Regions from separate parts of the Homo sapiens genome. Here region 1 is linked to region 2. Evidence: read pairs that join two places in POLR2A ChIA-PET (ENCODE). Cell type or tissue: MCF 10A. All regions are shown on one strand. Each heading gives the region's core, and the rest is flanking DNA. Links, peaks and the distances in the headings are about the cores only.

Evidence for each region. Peaks named below come from ENCODE experiments on the same cell type or tissue, not always from the same donor. Only the 100,000 strongest peaks of a DNase experiment are listed, where the experiment ranks them.
Region 1: POLR2A ChIA-PET joins it to region 2 with 5 read pairs; 2 of 35 experiments call an interaction of 5 or more read pairs at or near these places.

Annotation. Positions count from the first base shown.
Region 1 is chr3:155,904,868-155,910,254 of GRCh38, forward strand. It overlaps GMPS (guanine monophosphate synthase), which reads left to right. Exons shown (of 16, transcript NM_003875.3): 5 at 1,293-1,396. Among named protein-coding and RNA genes, the nearest start is that of GMPS, 37 kb to the left of the region's middle. RefSeq lists a silencer at 3,354-3,620. In MCF 10A, for the core only: no CTCF peak of the experiment used is centred there; no DNase peak of the experiment used is centred there.
Region 2 is chr3:155,763,775-155,769,161 of GRCh38, forward strand. C3orf33 (chromosome 3 open reading frame 33) reads right to left here. Exons shown (of 5, transcript NM_001308229.2): 4 at 3,735-3,895; 5 at 1-144. Among named protein-coding and RNA genes, the nearest start is that of PLCH1, 21 kb to the left of the region's middle. In MCF 10A, for the core only: no CTCF peak of the experiment used is centred there; a DNase peak (open chromatin) is centred at 2,617.

The sequences.
Region 1 (5,387 bases), core at 186-5,185, 140 kb after region 2:
GGACTCTATCACAACCTATACTATTCCTAAACAACAATGTCAACAACAAACCCCAAAATATCTTTTTGACATTAATGTACTTTATCTTCTTGCTTTATTTTTAATTTACATTTTTATTCCTTAGTATTATTTATTATTTATTTTGTAATTTAATTTAATTTTTTTTTTGAGACGGAGTCTCACTCTGTCGCACGCCCAGGCTGGAGTGCAGTGGCAAGATCTCGACTCACTGCAACCTCCACCTCCCGGGTTCAAGTGATTCTCCCACCTCAGTCTCCCAAGTAAGTGGGATTACAGGCAAAATTTTTTGTGTTTTTAGTAGAGACGGAGTTTCACCATATTGGCCAGGCTGGTCTTGAACTCCCGATCTCAGGTGATCTGCCTCGGCCTCCGAAAGTGCTGGGATTACAGGCATGAGCCACCGCGCCTGGCCGTTCCTTATTATTATTTAATATCGAGTTCTTAGTCAGATTTTCCATAACGTAAACAGTATATTTTTATGGTTGATTTGTTTGAATCAGGGTCCAGAGAAAGTGTACACATTACATTTGATTAATGTTACTTAAGTCTCTTAAGTAACACTTACTTAACTAAGTTTCATTAATTTGTTTGGCACTAGAGGTCCACATTGGTACTGGGTTGTAATTGTTTCTAGGACTTTCAGATAACAGAGTTGGGCAGTACCTAGTCTTTTAGAATTGGGAAACAGAATCATTAGTGTATACTTATTTCCAGTTAAAATGAAAGATTATAGGGTTTTTACCTAACTCTTTTGATTTTGTATCTCCCTACTCTTAAGCTGAAAATGTTGATTACTAATTATTTGTTTTAACCTACAGTATGCCTGTATCTATATTGTACTTACAGTTACAGGATAACAGTTTCAGTACTAAGTCCTATTACTACTTACATAAGACTACCGAATGAAGTGTTAAGGTCTTTGAAATACCTCTGTTCTTAACATAAATCTCAACAGATATATAATGTTGAAATTATTGTTCTGTAATCTCTTGAAATTATTCCTGTGTGTCTGGTTATACTACCAACTTCATATATTTATTTGTTCTAGTTTCCTTCCAATTTTTATGGATTGCCTTTTTTAAGGTCTAAGGTTTTTTATTGGCTTTATTTGTAATGGACATAATATTTGAATTCTAGCAGTATTCCATTGTCACTTTTTTTTTTTCTGTTTTTCTAATCATGTATGGCAAGCTTGTGTTTCTAAAACAAAAGAACCCATGAATCATGTTTTTAATTAAGATATTTGTGTGTTTTATTTTTTGTATGTTTAGGGGCCTTCAGAAGGAAGAAGTTGTTTTGCTTACACATGGAGATAGTGTAGACAAAGTAGCTGATGGATTCAAGGTTGTGGCACGTTCTGGAAACATAGTAGCAGGTGAAAATTCTAAAAATTTTGCAGAGTTCATTTAAAAAACTTTATCTGAAGAGTAAGCATATGCTTCTGTATGAGGTACTCTTTGATTTTTCCTTTTTCTTCTGATTTTTCTTCTCTTTTTTTTAAAGATAATAATGAATGTAGGATTAACTGTTATGAAGGGAATTTAATAATAGGAGGATTATCCAGAAGTCTCTCACTTACTGGTTTACTGGTTTGCTTTGAAATACGTTGAAAAATGTTCATCCTAATATAAGCTTTTCAAACATAAAACACTATACTTTTGTAACTCAGGAAAAATTTGAGAACTCGCTGTCTTCATACTATACTATATTCAGAGTTACTTGTCTTTTATTCCTTTCTTAGGTGTACATAGCCCATAGCACCCAAATAAGTACTCAAGACATTTCCCTGAACCAGGGTTGGCAAACTGTGACTTGTGGGTCAAATCTAGTCTTTTGCCTTTTTTTAATGTCCAGGAGCTAAGAATGATTTTTACATTATTAAAGGGTTATAATAAAATACAGGGACTGTGTATGTTGCACAGAGCCCAAACTATTTACTCTCTAGTCCTTTGCAGAAAGTTTGCTGACCCATGCTCTTAAACCATTTTGTTCTCTAATTTTTTGAGGAAGGGGAATTGACTTTCTGGCTGTTTGGGGTTTTGACTTGCTTACCTGAATAATGTAAATGGTCACTAATATTCCTGGAAGTTAGTAAAAGAAAAAGGTGGGTTTATCACTAAAGTTCTCTTTGAGATACCACACCTAAATAATAAGTTGAAAAAAAGATTTGTCATGGACATGCTGAATTTAGTAATCTGCCTGCTGTTACTTAACAGACATTAGCATAATGTATGCTAATATGTTAGCATAGGAATGCCCAAGAATGGTTTTATACTAAAAGTTTTTTACTTCATAAAAAAAGATCAACAGTGGTAGATAAGCTTGTGTATTTTTATTCATCCAACAAACATTCGAGTACCTATTATGTGTCATGCACAGTTCTAGGTGTCAAGGATTTAGCAATGAATAAAATAGGCCAGGTGCGGTGGCTCTCACCTATAATTCCAGCACCTTGGGAGACTGGAAAGTGGATAGCTTGAGGCCAGGAGTTCAATCCAGCCTGGGCACCATAGTGAGACCCCATCTCTACATAAAAATAATTTTAAAAAAATTAGCCAGGTGTGGTGATGCACATTTGCAGTCCTAGCTACTCAGGAGGCTGAGGTGGGAGAATCATTTGGCCCTAAGAGATCATGACTGCGGTGAGCTGTGGTTGTGCCCCTACACTCCATCCTGGGCAACAGAGCAAGACCCTCTCTCCTAAGAAGAAAACAAAACCCAAAACCAATATAGCAAAAATGCTTGTTTAACACTGGAAAAAGGGAAAGTAAACAATAAAGAAATACAGAATATGTCAGAATCAGATAGTGTTTACATTGAAAAAATGGGGGAAGAGGGTATTCTGGAATATGTGTGATTAGGGTTGTTGCAATTTTATAGGCTATTCAGGGAAGGCATTCCTATAAGATGACATTGGACATGAAGAAAATAAGTGCTAACCTTTTTGGATATTTGGGGAAAGAGGAAACAGCAGTACAGAGATCCTGGGTGGGGACCATATTTGAGGAGCAGCAGGAATCCATGTGGTTGGAGCAGAGTAAGCATGGTGGGGAGAGTGAAAGAAGGTGAAATTAGAGAGGTAGTTGGATGCCAGAACACAGGACCTTTGGGCCACTGCAATACTTTGGCTTTACTCATAGTGAGGTGGGGTTTTAAGTGAAGGAGAGATGTGATCTAATTTAAGGATTAAGCTGTGATGAGGAGAAAAGATACAGGGTGAAAGAGAAGCAAGAAGACAAGCTAGGAATTTATTGTAGTAATCAGGAGAGAGACAGCGTTGTCAGGATCAGGATAGTAGTGATAGATGCAGGAGGAAGATAAAGGGGAGGGTACCTGGAGAATCTCCCACCAGCCTGCCTACTGGGAGAACAGGGTGGGGCCACAGGAAGTTCTCACCCTTTGCAGGAGGGAGGAGCCTGGCCTTTCCTGTTCCTGTGTGGTGACCTCGGATTCAATCTGTGAGATGGGGGCCTGTTAACAGGAAGCCTTCTCACTTTGCTGAGAGTTTTTTTCCCTTTTTCTCAATAAATTCCATTCCCCCTTACCCTTCAAAGTGTCTGCGTGCCTAACTTTTCCTGGTCATGTGAAAAGAACCCGGTTTTTTCTACAGCAGTAGAAGAGGAAGTTGTTAGGACCAGGGTGGCAGAGATAGAAGTTGTCAGGACTAGGGTGATAGAGGTAGACATTGTTAGGAGTGATTGGATTCCACTGTTTTGAAGGCAGAGACAGAGGATTTGCTGTTAGATTGAATATGGAGTGGGGAAGAAAAAGTAGAATCAAGTTTTAGCTCCCAAGTTTTTTTGCCTGAGGAACCAAAAGGAAGATGTTTCTATTTACCTGATTGGAAAGACCTCAGGAGTTTGAGTTTGCATATTAAATTCAAGATGGTTTATTAAACATCAAAACAAAGGTGCTGAGTAGGCAGTTGTATATATGAGCCTGGACTTTAGAGGAGAAAACTGGGCTGGAGGTATAAATTTGGGGGTTTACCAGCATACAGACAGAATTTTAAGGTGATGAGAGTATGAGATCTCTTAGAATATTTAGAAAAGAGATTTAAGGGCTGAGGACTGAGTAACTTCCATGTGTAGAGGTGGGCAAGATGAAGAGGAACCAGCAAAGAGATTCAGAAGGAATAGACAGTAAAATAAGTGAACCAAGAGAGTGGTATGCTGAGAGCCAAATAAAGTGTGAAGTACTGTGGTATAGTAGAATGAGTATGAGTTTGGGAGCCTGTCAGGCCTGATTTAGTTACTTAATTACCTGAGAGTTCATACAAGTTTCTTGATATCTCAGAGCCATAAAATAGGAGTAACACATGCACATGTAAAATACCTAGCCTAACATCTATTGCCCCATAGGTAATATTTGCCAGAAACACATTTGTCAAGTAGTTGAATATATTTTTGTGGTTAATAGTAGTCAAGAAAGAAACAGTATATTCTGACAAGTCTAATATATGAGATTCTTTTAATATAAGAACTTGGTAGCTGTACAATGCATTTGAAAGCCATGTGCAACTGAGAACCAAAATTGAATTATCAATGCACTAGATAGACAAGGCAACTGAAGTAACTTGGGTGGAGAGGTGAGAATACTGTGAAACAATCTCTATGTGGGACTTAATGTACGTCCTATACCTCATTAATTGCTGTGTCAAGAAAGACCTTTATAAAGAAAGGTTATAGCAATGTAGTTTTTGTCTTTGTTATGTATTTCCTATTCCTATAGCTAAAAATCTACTGAGACATACCAGTTTTAACATTTATAGAGGAAGAAGGCTGGGTGCAGTGGCGCACACCTGTAATCCCAGCACTTTGGGAGGCCGAGGCAGGAGGATTACTTGAGCCCAGGAGTTCAACAGGCAACAAGATAAAACCCCATCTCTTCAAAATATTTAAAAATTAGCTGAGTGTGGTGGCATGCACCTGTTGTTCCAGCTACTCAGGAGGCTGAGGTGGAAGGATCACTTGAGCCCAGGAGATCGAGACTATAGTGAGCTATGATTACACCTCTGCACTCCAGCCTGGGTGACAGAGCAGTAAATACCCTGTCTAAAAAATAAAATAAAATAGGCCGGGCGCAGTGGCTCACGCCTGTAATCCCAGCACTTTGGGAGGCTGAGATGGGCGGATTACAAGGTCAGGAGATCAAGACCAGCCTGGCCAATATGGTGAAACCCTGTCTCTACTAAAAATATAAAAGAAATAAGCCGAGCGTGGTGGCACACACCTGTTGTTCCAGCTACTCGGGAGGCTGAGGCAGAAGAATAGTTTGGACATGGAAGGCAGAGGTGACAAGTGAGCCAAGATCGCACCGCTGCACTCCAGCCTGGGCAACAGAGCGAGACTCCGTCTCAAAACAAA
Region 2 (5,387 bases), core at 157-5,156:
TAAGGCTGTTAATTCAGCTTTAAGTAAGTTTCTGTGAACTGTCCAGTAGATTTTAGAATCATATTTAAGCCCTTTAACAAGAACAGTTTTGCCAAGGCCTCTTCTCAAAATTTCTTCATTCAGATTCACGCTGAAATATCCACCCTTGAATTTAAAAATAATACAAACCAATTATTTAAGATAATTGTTGTTATACCCATCACATCTTATTTACCTTAAAAATCAGTCATTCAACAATTTTAGTCCTCCAAAGAAAAGGCAAAAATGGTCCCCAAGGCTCCCCCAAAACAGCTCTTGCGAAATCCAAGGATTTTTATTACTAGAAGAGACCCTTGCTCAAAATCAGTTGATTCTTTTATAACATGGAATTCTCCACAGACTCACTGTTCTCCTAATCCGAAGAGGTGAGGAAGCAATAAAGTATGAAAAATGTGTTTTTGGTCTGTTGGTGGTTCTGTGGAGGGGAAGTGGGACACCCAAGATAGGCAGAGTGACAGTAGGACCAGCAAAAGAAACTAAGAGATGAAGAGAAACTAAACTAAAAGTAGCCAAATGCAAAATGAACTGAATCATCACTGAACTGTTAAATTAGGTTCAGAATTCCAGTGTTTTGGACAGCACTGGCAAGTAAATACATTTTTAAAAGACTTCCCTCAAAATAATTAACATAAAAATAGTCTTGGCCATTGAGTCTTCATCCTACAGGAAATTTTATTCATGGAATACCTCACCTCCTAATGAAACTGGATAAATGGGATTTTTTTTTTTCATTAATTTACGGTATAAAGGAGATCCTGGCGGGGCGCGGTGGCTCATGCCTGTAATCCTAACACTTTGGGAGGCCGAGGCGGGCAGATCACAAGGTCAGGAGTTCGAGACCAGCCTGGCCAACATGGTGAAACACCACCTCTGCTAAAAAAAAAACACAAAAATTAGCCGGGTGCGATGGCAGGTGCCTGTAATCCCAGCCACTCAGAAGGCTGAGGCAGGAGAATTGCTTGAACCCAGGAGGCAGAGGTTGCAGTGAGCCGAGATCACACCACTGCACTCAAGCCTGGGTGACAGAGCAAGACTCCATCTCGGGAAAATAAATAAATAAATAAAAGGAGATCCTGCCTAGATATTTCTACAATCCTTGTGGGATTTTAATCTTAACAAAGTGTTAATAAAATTTTGTTCCTTCAAATTGAGAAATTTTTAGTACATGATAACAGTTATAAAGCAATTATCATATTTTTCTAAATCTTTCAAATCTTATAAGCTCATTCCCTTGAACCAAACTCAGTATAATTAAAATTCCACCTCACACGTTAGCAAAATTCAAACAGGAGAAGTAAATTATCACTCTATGTGTATAGCATAGTTTGGTCACCCAGGAAGCAAGATAAAATAAAGATATGCTTATAAGATGAAGTAAATGTAGGCTCAGGAGCCAGGAAGAGTTGGGTTTGGATACAGGCTTTTCTTCCAGGTTACCCTGACCAAGACAATCAGTTTCCCTAAAAGTCCTACCTGAAAGTGGGAATAAAAGCAACAACCTGTAGAGTGGTTCTGAAGATAAGTAACATAATATAAGCATGGCACCTTAACTCAGTGTCTGACACATGTTGACCCTCAAAATATACATAATTGATTGCTACCTTTATCATCGTCATAATCATCTCCTTTTTTTTGGTAATTATACTCTTTAACTTAAAAGCTAATATTTTTGTAAGGCCTTTAGGATGTTTTATACAACTTTGTATTATTAACTTACTTTTTTTGTTTTGTATTGTTTTGTTTTGTTTTTTTGAAGCGGAGTCTCACTCTGTCACCCAGGCTGGAGTGCAGTGGCACGATCTCGGCTTACTGTAACCTCCGCCTCCAGGGTTCAAGTGATTCTCTTGCCTCAACCTCCTGAGTAGCTGGGATTCCAGGCACCCGGCACCATGCCCAGCTTATTTTTGTATTTTTAGTAGTGATGGGGTTTCACCAAATTGGCCAGGCTGGTCTCAAACTCCTCACCTCAAGTGAACTGCTGGCCTCGGCCTCCCAAAGTGCTGGGATTACAGGCATGAGCCACTATGCCCAGCCTTTATTAACTTACTTTTAAACTTACTTTTAAAATACAAGATACTTCAATCAATTAGTTTTAGATAATTCTTATTTTGAAAGTACTGAATATCATCTGGACATGCAAAAATTAATGAATTTCATTAAGCTTTCTATTAATATTTCAAAAAGCTTTTAAGAATTAAAATGGTTAAAATTCTAATCATCTTATTTTATTTACAAGAAGGGGTCTCTCTCTATCGCCCAGGTTGGAGTACATTGGTGCGATCATAGCTCATTGCAGTCTCGACTGCGTAGGCTGAAGCGTTCCTCCCACCTCAGCCTCCTGAGTTGCTGGGATTATAGGCACAAGCGACTGTACCCTCATAATTATAATTTTAAAAGCTGAATATCATAGTATGATCAAGGTATGAAAACCTATCTGATGGCCCACCAAAAAAATCTGGAGTAAGGCACATGCACATCCTGGGATGCAGGACAGTGATTCAGCAACAAAGATGAAACTGTCACTTCCAGTTATACAATGGCTATGGCCAATCATAAAGGTAAGAAAACTCTGAGGCAACATCTTTAGATGACTCATCACTGATCAGAACTAGTACTTAAGAATGTTCAACTTTACAGTTCAAAGATTTATACACTTAGACCTATCAACAACATATTGGACCAGACTAAGCAAACCGTCAGAAAACACCCTGGCTGTTTGTAGTTTCCAGCTAACAAGCCTCACTCAGCAAGTGGTTTATAGTAACAAGCATGATGTAATATACCCATACATAAATAAATATATAATGATACTGCCTAAATTAGCAATGCCCAGAGTCATTAGTAATTTGAAGTTTATGGCCACAGTGGCTCATGCCTGTAATGCCAGCACTTTGGGAGGCTGAGGCAGGCAGATCACCTGAGGTCAGGAGTTCGAGACCTGCCTGGCCAACATGGCAAAACCTCATCTCTACTAAAAATACAAAAAATTAGCCAGGTGTGGTGGTGTGCACCTGTAGTCCCAGCTACTTGGGAGGCTGAAGCAGGAGAATTGCTTAAACCTGGGAGGCAGAGATTGCAGTGAGCCAAGATCATGCCGCTGCACTCCAGCCTGGGCAACAGAGTGAGACTCTGTTTCAAAAAATAATAATCATAAACAATAGGCCAGGCGCAGTGGCTCATGCCTGAATCCCAGCACTTTGGGAGGCCAAGGTGGGCAGATCACAAGGTCAAGAGATCGAGACCATCCTGGCCAACATGGTGAAACCCCATCTCTACTAAAAATACAAAAATTAGCTGGGTGTGGCGGCGCCCATGTGTAGTCCCAGCTACTCAGGAGGCTGAGGCAGAAGAATCACTTGAACCTGAGAGGCAGAGGTTGCAGTGGCCGAGATCGTGCCACTGCACTCCAGCCTGGCAACAGAGAGAGACTCCATCTAAAAAATAATAATAATAAATAATAATTTGAAGTTTTTCTTTTTTCTTAATTTTATTTTTTCTATATTAAACATATATTACATATGTAACTAAAATAAAATTTGTATACAAGACACCTATGCATAATCACTATCAGTAGCAGTTTAAAAGGCAAAAAAAAGTCAGTCCCATTATATATCCAAAGTTCTAATTAAATAAGTGTTTACATATAAGTAATAAGAAGAATAAGATATTGCTAGTTATTTCTTCACATTGCTTACCTTACTCACCAGAAGATAGCAAAAGAGTGCTGAATTCTCCTTTCCAAGAAGTTGGAACCATAGTAATTGGGAAGGTTTTAGCTCTTTTTGTAACCATGCCTTCCCAGTTTCAGCGAGTTCTACTCCAGCCAACTTAACCAGCAAAGCACCACGTGGCTCTTCTAAAAAGGTTAGGTAGAAAAGAGTTTAGCTTTAACAGCATGTTGCAAAAGCAAATTCCAGTCAGTTGGCCTCCAACAAACAAACAAATATATTATGTTTATTTATAAATACCCAGTCTCTCTAACTGTAGACCCATTTATTTCTATATTCAAGTTTTCTTTTAAAACAATACAAGTATATATAACACAGTAATTTCAAAAACTCATTTTTTTTTCTTTTTTCTTTTTGAAACAGGGTCTCACTCTGTCACCTAGGCTGGAGTACAGTGGCGCAATCTCAGTTCACTGCAATCTCTGCCTCCCAGGTTCAAGCGATTCTCGTGCCTCAACCTCCTGAGTAGCTGGGATTACAGGCATGCACCACCATGCCCAGCTGATTGTTGCATTTTTAGTAGAGACAGGGTCTCGTTATGTTGGCCAAGCTGGTCTCGAACCCCTAGCCTCAAGTGATCCACCCACCTCGGCCTCCCAAAGTGCTGGGATTACAGGCGTGAGTCACCACGCCCAGCCTTCAAAAACCCATTTCAGTAAGCTTCAGAACAAGTAGTGAGATTTAACCAATTTAACCTTCTTTTTTCAACCTCCCATGCTTATTTTTACACATACACACATAAAGCTATAGGCCTTCAGTTTAATAATATGGGCTATTACCACCAAAAGAACCACAGAAACTGCTTTTTCACTTAACTTATTGAAGATATCTTCCAATCTCAACAAATATTGATCTACATCAACACTGTTATGCTTATACATTTTGCAAAACTGACTTCTAGACAGGATTTTATCAATTGATATTCTAAGTAGCATAATATGAAGAAGACCTGTTTACCCAAACCCTTGATAGAATTTTAACCAATGTAATTTTAATAACAAGATTTTACTTTAGATAAAATTTATAACTTTCCAAAAAGGGATAACAGCTGACAAAAAAAACTTAATGTCTTTAAAAAAATTATACACTTAACATACATTAAGCTCTTACATAATGGTTGAAAATATAAAGTTACATCCATCTATTCTCCAGGAAAGAAATAATACTTTAGTTCAAGAAGATATCCTAGAACACTGTTATATTATTTGATAAAAAAATAAATTTTATTAGGATATGGGCTTCTTAAAACCTGTCCTAGAATTTTAGTTTGAGAAGCACCAAAAGCTATAAGCAATTGTACTACTGCACTCCAGCCTAGGCTACAGGGCAAGAACTTATCTCAAAATAAAGAAGGTCAGGTGCAGTGCCTCACTCCTGTAATCCCAGCACTTTGGGAGGCCAAGGTGGGTGGATCACCTGAGGTCAGGAGTTCAAGATCAGTCTGGCCAACATGGTGAAACCCCATCTCTACTAAAAATACAAAAATTAAGGCCAGGTGTGGTGGCTCACACCTGTAATCCCAGCACTTTGGGAGGCTGAGGCAGGTGGATCACCTGAGGTTAGGAATTCGAGACAAGCCTGACCAACATGGTGAAACCCTGTCTCTACTAAAAATACGAA